Regions from separate parts of the Homo sapiens genome. Here region 1 is linked to region 2. Evidence: chromatin contacts called from ENCODE Hi-C or POLR2A ChIA-PET data. All regions are on one chromosome and are shown on one strand. The core of a region is the stretch at or near the end of the contact, and the rest is flanking DNA. Distances in the headings are between cores, read along the strand shown.

Region 1 (2,700 bases), core at 105-2,604, 120 kb before region 2:
AACTCTAAGAGATAGTTTTAGGCAGTCTATTATTTATTTAGCTTTCCCGTTTCTGCTCCTTTCAGGAGTATTCCTTGTTCCTTCCCACATCAAGTGTCCACCTGGAGAATTCCCTCCAGGATATATTTTAGGGCTGGTTGGCTGGTGACAAGTTTCTGCAATTTTTTGTTTTGTCCAAAAACTTAAGTTCATCCTCACTTTTGAGGAATCTTCTCACTGGGTATATAAATCTAGATTGGTAATTATTTCCTTTCAGCATTTAAAAAAAGCCACTCCACCATTCCAACTATTTGTTTTAGAGAGTCAGCTGCCAGCTTTATTGCTCCTCTGAAGGTAAAAGTGTCTCTCCTCCCTCCCTCTGCTTAAGGTTGTCTCTTTCTCTTTGGGTTTCAGCACTTTGCCATGATGTGCCTAGGTGCAGGTTGTTATTTTCAATTTATCCTCATTGGGGTTCAAAGATATTGACACCTATGGCTGATGTCCCAACAGTTCTGGAAAGTCCTCAGCTGTGATCTCATCCAAATGGCGCTCCACCCCTTCTCTCTCCTCTTCTGGGACTCCCGTCAGCTGTGTGCTAGTCTTTTCTCTTGCGCTGTGTCTCTCAGGCACTTTTCATCTCTCTGTACTTCAAGATGAATGTTTTCTACTGGCTTGTCTTCCAATTCAGTAATCCTTTCATCTATAAGCCTAATTTGGTACTAACTACATCTAGGGAATTCTTCATTCATCGTTGTGTTTTTCAGCATTAGCACGTTTACAGATTCTCTCTGGTGGCATTCTCCACCTTCTCATCCATATTATTGAATGTATAAATCATAAAGTCCGTGTCTGAAAACTCCAGTATTTGGATCACCTGTGAGACTATTTCTATTGTCTTATGATTCTCTTTTCAGTCACTTAGTCCTTTTTTTCAGTGTGTCTCATAATTTTTTTATGAGAGTCAAACTGTTTATCTGTAAAGTTATAGGAGCTCTGATGTTTTCATTGAAAGAAAATTTAGTTTTCCTCTAGCAGAAAGGTGAGGCAGATCGCCCTGATGCAATCAAGGCTGAGATGGCTCAAGCCATGTCCAGACTTGGTGAGGGTTGGTCCCTCTCCAGTTTGCCCTTCAGGGGACTCACCTGGAAACCTCAGAGTTTTCTCAATGGCAGGCACTGAAGTCCCAAGTTTTGTCTCCCTTGCCCAAAGATGTCTCAGCTTTCCAGCCTTTTGCTGCTATATTTGGGTTTCCAAGCCTCTTGCCTCAAGCACAAGCAGCAACCAGGAATAGGCACCTGCTGCAGGGGAAGCTGCACACTGGGAATTCGGCCACTTCTCTGAGGCTCCTGGCATCCTGGCCAACATGACAGCTTGTGTGTTGCTGCCGGTCTCCCAGCCCAGTGACACCACGCCAGCTCTGGTTGCCACCTTCTGTCAGGCCTTAGGGCAGGACACCAGCAAATGGCCCAACAGGAAAAAATGTTGTGAACACAGGACTCACCTTTATGCAAGTCTCATCTTACTAGGATTTTGTTTCTTCAAATCCTGGCTGTCTTACTCTCTGATGTCTTCAAAAAGTTTTTTTTTTTTTTTTTTTTTTTTTGAGACAGAGTCTTGCTCTGTCGCCCAGGCTGGAGTGCAGTGGCACGATCTCGGCTTACTGCAACCTCTGCCTCCCAGGTTCACGCCATTCTCCTGCCTCAGCCTCCAGAGTAGCTGGGACTACAGACGCCCACCACCACACCCAGCTAATTTTTTGTATTTTTAGTAGAGACGGGGTTTCACTGTTTTAGCCAGGATGCAAAAAGCTCTTTTTAAAAATATATTTTATATGGCCTTGATAGTTCTTGGGAAAGGTTTGGTCTGATAGCAGTTGCTGCCTCATAGTCAGAAGTGGAAGAGAAGGGAATTTTAGCTTTAAATGAAGTTCAATGTTTTATTATTGCAGGAGTGGTCTTCAAAAAGTTCATGGAAAATGCATATTATGACAAAACTATGCATGCATTTCAAAATTCTTTTGCTCCAAAATAAACTCATACTAACTTGTTAGAACATGCCTGAATAGATCTAGTTTGAGGCAGTAAGAATCAGTTTGAAAAGGGCTCCTAGCAGAACATGAATTCTGCAAAAACTGAAGCAAAAACAAGCATCAAATCTATAGTGAACCTTGGGTGGAAGAATGGTGAAAATCATGATGCTTTACAAAAAGTGTATGAGGACAGTGCCCTAAAGAAGTCAGCAGTATACACATAGATACCTCGTTTTAAGAAGGATCAAGACAACATTGGAGATGAAGACCACAGTGGCAGACCATCCACATCAATTTGCAAGGAAAATATTGATCTTGTTCATGCTCTGATTAAAGAGGACTGACGATTAACAGAACAATAGCCAAGACCACAGACATCTCAACTGGTTCAAAATTGAAGTTGAGCAAGCTTTCCACTCGATGGGTGCCAAAACCGTTGTGCCCAGATCAGCTGCAGACAAGAGCAGAGCTTTCAATGGAAATTTTAAACAAGTGGCATCAAGACCCTGAAGCATTTCCTTGAATTATAACAGGAGATGGAACAGGACTTTACCAGTACCATCCTGAAGACAAACCACAATCAAAGCAATGGCTACCAAGAGGTAGAAGTGGCCTAGTCAAGGCAAATGTGGACAAGTCAAAGTAAGGTCATGGCAACAGTTTCTTGGGATGCTCAATGCATTTTGCTTGTT
Region 2 (2,700 bases), core at 102-2,601:
GGTTCAGCCAGGTGGGGAGAGCCCCTTAGTCACACGGGGAGAGGACAGGGGCTGCAGGGAGAATGCAGTGAGGAGCTGAGCCCCAGGTCCCCTTCGCTGTGGGTGGGCCCTGCCTTGGGCCACATGGGGGTGGCAGGAACCAGGGGCAGCAGGTAGGGAGTGAAGACCCTCAGTCAGACCCCCAGGAGGTCCAGCCCAAATCTGTGTTGCTCACTCCATCCCCTAGAGACCCACTCGGGCTCCAAATCCTTTGGGCCCAGGCTCTGAGCACCCAGGTTGTGCTTGGACTGCGAGCACAGGGGGTGGGAGGCCCTGCAGCCCCTTCCTACAGATGCGCCCCTCCCCTGAGGCTCTCTCAGGGTGGGGGTCCCCTCGGGTCTCGTCCCTGACCCCCCGGCCTGTCCCCATGCCCGGTCAGTGCTACCTCTGAGCCTCCTCTGTGCGCCATCACCATCTCCATCCCCACAGAGCCTCGGTCCAGCCCTGCGGTCTTGTGGACAGTGACCCCTGGCCTCACAGGCCCTGTCCTCTGGGTGCCCACTGCACTGAAGAAGTTGCTGGGGAGGAGCGAGGGGTGAGGGGCCCCACCTGATGGCCGAGCGCTCACCCCCAGGCTGGGCCGTGGCACTGAGTCCTGTGAGCATCTGGAGGAAGGGAGGTCGGTGGAGTACCACGGTGGCCCTCAGGGGCCTCCTCCCCCCTCCCCCAGTGCTCCCCCTTCTGAGGGATGGCTCTGAGAGGGACTCAGAGTGTCTTCCTGTCTACCTGGAGATGAGAGCCGGTCAGGCGGTGTCTGTGGCCGGAGCTGGAGGCTGTCAGAGTGTCTTCCTGTCCACCTGGAGATGACAGCCGGTCAGGCGGTGTCTGTGGCCAGAGCTGGAGGCTGTCATCCTGTTCCCTCTGCTGGGCTCACTTCAGGGCAGCAAGGCTTGGCTGGGCCGAAGGCCAGGCGCCGGGCAGCACAGCTGTTCCATCTCTGTGAGCTTCGAGGGCCTGTGGATGCCGGGGAGTGGGGGCTGGGAGCAATGTGCAAAGGCTGGAGGATCCCAAAAATGACCCCCACACCACAAGTAGGAGAGAAGGCCTCTGCTAGTTTACAAAAATCACATTGTTCTCATGGAAAGCAGAAGATTACGGCCAAATTCTATGCATATTTCAGTATAATGAGTGTCCAAAGTGAAGTGCCCAGAGGTCCCCCTGCCCCCCCACTCTCGGGACCTAGCCAAAGTCCCCCCTCCAGGGGGCATGGTGGGGTGCGTACTCCACTGTGTGAGTGGGGGCTTCTGGGAGCCCTGGGGCTGGGGCAGCCAGACTCAGCGACGCAGTAAGAAGCCTGGACTCCCTGGAGGGGGCCTGCACGTGAGCTTGGCCCTTGACCAGGCCGGCAACGGCTCTGCGGAGCTAGGACCCCTCCTGCGTGGATATTTCATGACATTAGCATTCACTTACAATGTCTGCTCACTGACTCTTAGTGCAGCTCTACCTCATCTCATTACAGTTTCTCCCGTTGCAAATGAAGCACATCTCTTGTTGATCTCTCGCCCCAGAGTTTTAACATCAGCTCAGCTGTGGGGACTCCCAGTCTGAAGCACCAAGACCCTCTACTTCCTCCCTGCCTCCTCTGACTCCCCACCCCATCCTGTCCTACAGGTGAGGACAGCCAGGTTCTGGGGCTCAGCAACCGGCCTCCCATGGCGCCCCCACGGGCGAGCCAGGTGGGGGGTGGGGAGTAGAGCCCAGGGTGGGTTAGCCAACCCCCACCTTGGAGGATCAATATGTGGCAAATGCACCCACACGTGGCGCCTGCTGGTTTATGGAGTTCACTTGTTATTATCACCTATAATTAAAAGCAAATGAAAAAAGAATTGAGGAGATGGCTAGTTCCAAGATGGCAGCATAGAAGCAAGCTGGCTTCACTCTTTGCCACAGAAAATCCAAAACAAATATTCAGCACCAAGATTATCTCCAGCAACATCCCAGAACTCAAATACGAGGATGAGACAGTCCCCAGGGCCACAGAGAAGTGAATAAACTCTGAGCAAGCAGTAAGAGAACTGGAATTCTATATCTATGATGTCCCTTCCCCCAGTCTACCTGCACCAAGTGTGGGCAAATCTCCCCTGACTCATGGCTTCTGCACTGGAAAAATGAGATCAAGGTGGACTACCAGCTTCCCAGTATCTTGGGCTCCCTGGCAGGAGACTTGTTCTGCTTCAACCCAAGGGAAGCATTCAGAATGCTTAAAGGAGAAATATCCCTGAGGCCAGCCAGAGACAAAGGGAAGAGGTGGGACTAGCATCTCCAGCTCTAAAAACTGCCCTGTAATGCAGCCAAAGGAGGCACCAAGTCAGGCTGTTCAGCTACATGGTAGGAGGCACAGTCCATAGGTTCCCTGGGCATGGACCGCCAGCCAGTCTTCCCACACTGCCGGGCTATCCCCTGTGGGACCTTCCCCATTTGGGACGGGAAGCCCCACTCTGATCCTTTATTGGAGCTGAGGAAAACCTGGACTTATGTTGCCCTCTAGTGCCGAAGAAGGAGGCAGCAACCTAGCAGAAAAAAAATTCAACAGGTACATGGCAAAGAGTCTCTAAGCAAACATACCCAGTAAAAACCAAAACAAGCCAGACAGAGAAGACTGGAATAAATAACTAATCCTTCAATGCAAAGACGCAGATGTGCATTCACAAGAAACAAGCA

What was found. Hi-C counts contacts between places; a loop is a spot of excess contacts on that map. ChIA-PET counts read pairs that join two places held with the same protein, here RNA polymerase II (POLR2A). Pooled maps may share reads with other maps.
Region 1: a loop to region 2 is called in a map of CD4-positive, alpha-beta memory T cell, with 2.9 times the contacts of the local background. The contact joins two enhancer-like sites. A Hi-C loop is called at or near these places in 4 of 168 maps with a recorded cell type or tissue (CD4-positive, alpha-beta T cell, CD4-positive, alpha-beta memory T cell, naive thymus-derived CD4-positive, alpha-beta T cell and 1 more), 1 of 37 single-sample maps with no recorded cell type and 9 of 50 pooled maps. POLR2A ChIA-PET finds 5 or more read pairs at or near these places in 2 of 52 experiments (H1 and Panc1).

Annotation. Positions count from the first base shown.
Region 1 is chr22:49,891,070-49,893,769 of GRCh38, reverse strand. It overlaps a transcript of ALG12 not described here. Among named protein-coding and RNA genes, the nearest start is that of ALG12, 26 kb to the left of the region's middle. Within about 2 kb of position 1,354, at least 3 of the 41 ENCODE cell types and tissues checked have a DNase peak (open chromatin) inside an H3K27ac peak, as active enhancers do.
Region 2 is chr22:49,767,307-49,770,006 of GRCh38, reverse strand. No RefSeq gene overlaps it. Among named protein-coding and RNA genes, the nearest start is that of BRD1, 59 kb to the left of the region's middle. Within about 2 kb of position 1,351, at least 5 of the 41 ENCODE cell types and tissues checked have a DNase peak (open chromatin) inside an H3K27ac peak, as active enhancers do.